2 separate regions of the Mus musculus genome follow, and region 1 is linked to region 2. Evidence: chromatin contacts called from ENCODE Hi-C or POLR2A ChIA-PET data. All regions are on one chromosome and are shown on one strand. Each heading gives the region's core, a stretch centred on a gene start or an enhancer-like site at or near the end of the contact. The rest is flanking DNA. Distances are from core to core; before and after follow the strand shown. Region 1 holds the start of Fam214b (family with sequence similarity 214, member B). Region 2 overlaps Dnajb5 (DnaJ heat shock protein family (Hsp40) member B5).

What was found. A loop is a pair of places that touch in the nucleus more often than their neighbours do. ChIA-PET counts read pairs that join two places held with the same protein, here RNA polymerase II (POLR2A).
Region 1: a map of T-helper 17 cell shows a loop between it and region 2 (2.6-fold over the local background). The contact joins the promoter of Fam214b here to the enhancer-like site in region 2. A Hi-C loop is called at or near these places in 1 of 37 maps with a recorded cell type or tissue (T-helper 17 cell). POLR2A ChIA-PET finds 5 or more read pairs at or near these places in 1 of 5 experiments (embryonic stem cell).

What each region holds. Positions count from the first base shown.
Region 1 is chr4:43,038,988-43,041,704 of GRCm38, reverse strand. Fam214b (family with sequence similarity 214, member B) reads left to right here and starts at 1,404. Exons shown (of 9, transcript NM_001253353.1): 1 at 1,404-1,739.
Region 2 is chr4:42,953,120-42,956,142 of GRCm38, reverse strand. Dnajb5 (DnaJ heat shock protein family (Hsp40) member B5) reads right to left here. Exons shown (of 5, transcript NM_001355438.1): 3 at 2,758-3,002. Among named protein-coding and RNA genes, the nearest start is that of Dnajb5, 4.8 kb to the right of the region's middle. Within about 2 kb of position 1,667, at least 1 of the 3 ENCODE cell types and tissues checked has a DNase peak (open chromatin) inside an H3K27ac peak, as active enhancers do.

The DNA of each region.
Region 1 (2,717 bases), core at 155-2,654, 86 kb before region 2:
AGGCAGAGGCAGGCGGATTTCTGAGTTCGAGGCCAGCCTGGTCTACAGAGTGAGTTCCAGGACAGCCAGGGCTACTCAGAGAAACCCTGTCTCGAAAACCAAAAAAATTCTGCTCCTTCGTAGCAGGGAATTCAATCTTAGGGAGCTGGGGTCTTTTTTAGGGAGTTCCTCCTACTCAGTAGAGGTAAGGAGAAAGCATACTAGAGGTCTGTTGTGTACTTGTATTAATTGTAAAACCCAGAGAGGAAGTAGGGGGGGCCCTCTTTTTACAGTCCAGTAATAAACTAATGGTCCTGGGGACTCATAGCATAGGCAAAGCATTGGCTTCTACTTCCTTTGGTTCTGCTGTTTGTTCCCTGTTTCTGTGACCGACAGGGAGAAAAGGCCTGAGTTGGTGACAACCTGTCTGACTTGCTGATAAGTTCAGAAGACAAAGTAGACAAGGCTATCCATTTTCTCAGGTTATCTCGAGAGCACTCCCTGTAAAAAGTGTCTGTGAATGCCCAGTCCTCGCAAAAATTCCGTCCTGGTTATTTACAGAGCTAAGGACAAAGGTTAGGGATGCTGACTATAATGCTGCTTAATTTGGCTGGCTCTGGGCTGGGCCCGGGGCCCTGTGACTCAGGGGGAGCTTGGTGAGTTTCGAGGGAGCTGTGAGTCATGAAGACGAACTTGGTCTCCATCTGACTTTGGGCAGAAGGCCTTCTAACTCACTTCTTAGGATGCTCTGTTTCCTCGGAGCAGAGGCCTGTCAGCAAAGAGTGCTCCAAAGCCTGGTCTCGGAAGGGTTTTGAGAGTCCCTGAAATGTCAGCCTCCTGGGGTCTCTAACAAAGACAAAAAGGGGGTGGGAGAGGATGCCATCTTTCAGTATGGATAGAAATAAGGTACGACTGTAGTAGGTCTTTTTTTCCTGCTCTTGTAGAAAGCTTACTCGATAGCAACCCTTTTACCTGGAGCTGTTTCGGGATGTGGGGGCGAATGGGCTTGGGGATATGTAGGGTTGGGTTTGGTGTGACTTGGAGATTGTTGAGATTTATCTGTGAACACACTGGAGCTTCATATTAATTTACTTCAGAACAGGAAGTGTGGAGGAGAAAGGTTTGTTGAGCCCTGAGAGAATGAAGTCTGAATGGGGTTAAATGACAGGGCAGAGAATTGCTTAGGACTTGGACAGAAAAAGGGTTAAGGAGGTGGGCGGAGCGACATTGGGTAGGCCTGCCCTTATGTGGACCAATAGGCGTGCGCTCCTTGAAGAGGGCGTGACTCACGCTTGAGGTTGCTGAGAGGCTGGCCTCCACTGGGCCAATGAACATAGTTGTTGCCCATAGAGGGTGTGGTCTGAGGGGGGCGTGGCAGCCGTGGTCGCAGTGCTGGGGGTGGCTGGGCGCTGGGCGGGGCGGGCGGCCCCATCAGCTGGTAGGAAATGGCCTGTGAGTCAGAGGGGCAGCTGAGTCTGCGGCGCGGAGCCGGGGCGGCCCCGGGGAGGGACCGTCGCAGGGAGGGGTGCAACAGCAGCTAGAGGGGCTGCGGACGCCAGAGCCCGCTAGTGTTGCACACGAAGCTGATCAGGGAAGGGCCAAGCAGAGCAAGGCTCTCAGCCTAAGCCACCCTTTGTCTGGGTTGGGGGCCCGTAGTAGGGGGGACTGGTTATCCGAGGGGAGGGACCGGGACGGGGACGGGACCGGGACGGAAGGGCCCGGAGCAGCGGCCACCGCGGCGGAGCCAATTTGGGAGCGGGGTGAGTGTGTACTAGGTGGAAGGATCAGATCTCCAAAACCTCTGCAGGGTATGGGGCCTGTCCCAGACTGTGAAGAAGGGATGAGAACCGACCTGGGAGGCTAAGCAGGGGGTGGGAGGAATCGTCCAGAACAAGGAGTCCAGGAGTCAAGGTGAGTCTCCCCGTCTGAGTTTGGAGGGGTTTCTGAGGTCTGCTCCCTCTCTATTAAAGGTGAAGGGCTCTAGGCCAGAGTGAGAGCGAGTGTGAAAGCAGAGATTAACCTTTCTACTCAGAACAGTGGTCTTGGGAACAGTCACCCTAGCGTGTGTAGACTTGTGTGAGGACAAAATGTACAGCAGTGAGCAGCAGGACTCTGCCCAGGATAAGAGTGGAAAACACATGGGTAGGAATTCTTACCCTAACCTTCCTTAGGGTAAAAATGGGTGTCTTGAGAGTGAAGGGAAGGATAGAATGAGCCTAGGTGTTCTTCTTGTACCACAACCTCTCCCACCTCCCAGGTCTAACAAGTATCTGAGGGTACAGACCTCATGGTATTCTGGGACTTGTTGTTTTTGCTGGCCTTGCTCTCGGCATGTTGGGAGCTGTAGTCCTTGGCAGCCACAGTCTGGCACAGCTGTTTAATGCCAGCTGCTGCCCATCCCCAGCATGGAGGGCGAGGTTTGGCTTATACTGGCTTGTCCCTTCTCCCGGCAGTCCTACCCCATGAGTCAGCTTGAAGCTGGGTGGCAGAGGAGTGAGTCTTCGAGCGTCTCTGGGCAGGGAGGGAACTAATAGGACTCTGGATTAATGAGCAGATGCCAGCATGCTGGGGTCAAGTAGGGCATCATGTCATCACCTGGCTTCCTCGAGGCAAGGGCTCAGGAGGGCAACTGAGATGACCTGGAAATTGGGGTGCTCAGGAAAACGCCCTTCTTGAACTTTAAAGCTTGGGTGGAGACTAGGAGGGGAAGAAAGGAGAACAGGTCATACTCTCACGAC
Region 2 (3,023 bases), core at 418-2,917:
GAGACTTAGAAGACATGACTTAAGTTATATAACTATTCCCACTCACAGTCCAAAGACGCCTCATAAAGGTTGGTTTGTTGGCCACACCTGACTCCCATATCTCTACGAGACAGCCAGGGTTTGGCCACAGAGGAGGCGAATCAGTGAGTTGTCCTGAATTTAGTGTGGATACAGTTTAGGAGGAAGCCCTAATTCCACTCTGCTTCCTCTCTCCCTACAGTTTGCTCAAACTGGAAATCAAGAGTTCTCAAAAATCAAGAAAACTCATTGACATGAAAATGAGGAGCTGAGCCAGGCATGGTGGCACACGCCTTTAATCCCAGCACTTGGGAGGCAGAGGCAGGCGGATTTCTGAGTTCAAGGCCAGCCTGGTCTACAGAGTGAGTTCCAGGACAGCCAGGGCTACACAGAGAAACCCTGTCTCGAAAAATAAAAACAAACAAAAACCAAAATAAAACAAAAAAAAAACCCAAACAAAAAAAGAAAATGAGGAGCTATTTTCTCTAGAAAAAAAATACCAGTCACTTTATTTGCATATTGTGATCTAGTATTGTACAGCTTCAGGGACTGTCATTCCCATATTGTACAGACACAGACTATAATGGACCAGTGCCCTAGAGTAACACCATACCAGCCCTGTATCCCACATTGACTTGTGGAGCAACCACCACAAGTCAATGGCACCAAGCAAGGGATAACCCAGCTGCTCCCTCTTGTCAGAGGGACTTGGATTTCTGGATGGCGCTTTGATGGTGGACGCTTGGTGGAGCTGTAGGAAGGATGTGGATTAACACAGACTGATCTGGGACCTGTAGATTCAGGGGTGGGGTCCAGGCTAGAGGAAGGGCCTCTCTCACTGAGGCTTGTTTATTTAGTGCTGGGGGTGGGACTTAGGGCTGTGCGCTGCTCTAGACAAGTGCTCTAGCACTAGGCTACATTCTCAGCTTTTTGTGAGGCCTTTTATCTAAAATTTCAATTTGTCTTGGTAACCTGGGCTTAAATGATGTTTTGTTTTGTTTTGTTTTGTTTTGTTTCATGGGGCCACAAGGACAGATTTGGGTTTCATTAGAGAGGCCATGTAAGTAGCAGGCACTCCGGGGCTCGTGGCAGCTGCCTCTTAACCCCTTTCTTAAGACTTGGGGGAGAGGGTCTGCTCTTTCTCCCTGTTGAAGGGCAGCTGTGAAGCAAGTATAAGAAGCTAGGCAGAGCTTGGTGAGAGAGCAGGAGGCTGGCTAGATGACAACAGGGGGGTGATTCTCACTGTGGGGAGTCCTACTCCACCACCCACCCCACTTCAAGCAGGGAACAACTTGTCCCAAGCCAAGCCAGTGCTGCACACAAACTCTGGTACAATGATTCTGGCTGGCTGTTGAGGAAGAGGCAGGGTGGACGGCAATATAACTGACTTCTCAAGGCTACTTCTCCTTCCTTCAGTCTCAGAGGTTTTCCCTGGGTCACAGTGCACTTGATCTACCCCAGAACTCAGTGTCTAGGCTTAGGGTCCGAGTCTGAGTGTTGCCTTCACTTGGGCTTTGTCCCGATTGAGGTGGGGGAGGAAGTTTCTGGGTAGCTTCTCCCATCTTCCTATCAAAGGTTGGGCTAAGGGCAGGAGCGAATGCAGTTCTGAGACTGGCCACACGGGGGTGTGGTGCCCGCACTGCTTCCTTCTTTCCCACTCCCAATACTTCCCATCCTCCCAACTTAGCTGGGAGGATGCTGGGGATTTGAGCAGGTGCCTGGTCTCTCTGAGAATTGACAAGTCTGGGAATAATCAGGGAAAAATGGGATGAGCTCGCAGCATGGAGACTAAAGCGGGGGTGGGGGTGCGGGGGGGTCGGCGGGGGGGTCGGGAAGATGGGGCACAGGGAGGAGAGAGGCAGAGATGAGCAGGACACAACATGAAGAGGTGACACAAAGAACATTCTCTTGAGCCCCTGCACTTAATCAGGAATAGTACATGTCATTTAGCCTGGTTCATTCTGAGGGTAGACTGGGGAAAGCGAAGGGGACAATGAAAGAGCGGAGGATGTCGTTAGGAGGAAGGACAGTTCTTCCCAGTAAGGAGAGTCCTCAGCTGTGACAATGTCTCTTAATATAGCCTGACAGGTGCCCATGGCTGGCGGGTGGCAGGCGCCCCGAGGGGCAGGCCCAGAATTAGCAGCTGCATCATGCCTGTGGGATGTGCTGGGAGGAGCCACCCTCCCAGGGACTTTATTTGGGCCTTTCCTGCTGCCCTCCCTGTGCAGGGCCACCAGCTGCCCTAGGGAGAGGGTAAGATGCCAGCAACATCTCCCCTTCCACTCCTGGACCCCTGCCACTTCCTCTGCCATCCTAAGGGGGGTTGGGGGGGGTGGCAATAACCGGTTCCACTCAGAACTCTAGGAGTTAATTCGCTGGCTGGCTAGTCAGGGGCCAGACTTTTTATGCTGATGAATGTAAATGCCGTCCTCAGAGAGTCACAGGCTCTCTCTCTCTCCCCAACCTTTCTGATCAGCCAATGAAGCAGCGGGCACTTCAGGCAGGACTAATAAGGCTGGGAAGGGAAGAAGGTGGGGGGAGGGGGAGGCCTCTGGCACAGTGTCCAGGCCTCTCTAGGGCCAGAAGGGGATGAGGGAGGGAGAAGAGTGTGGTGGGGAGGAGAGTGAGTCGGGGCCAGGTAAGTGAGGGAACTTGCCTCCCTCAACGCTGCTGCTGCTCCGAGAACCAGGGCTCACCCAGGGCTCCAGACAAACGGGGTCTGGTGCTCTGTCTCCTTACCTTCCTCACCATACTGGTCGTACAGGCTCCGCTTCTTAGGGTCACTCAGCACATCGTAGGCCTCAGCAATCTCCTTAAACTTCTCCTCGGCGTTGGGCTCTTTGTTCTTGTCTGGGTGGTACTTCAAGGCCATCTTCCGATAGGCCTTCTTGATCTCATCCTCATTGGCCCCAGACGGGATCCCAAGAATCTTGTAATAATCTTTTCCCATCACAGCCACTGGACCGGTGCTGGGCTCCTTGTTCCTGAAAGAGCCCAGGGCCAGT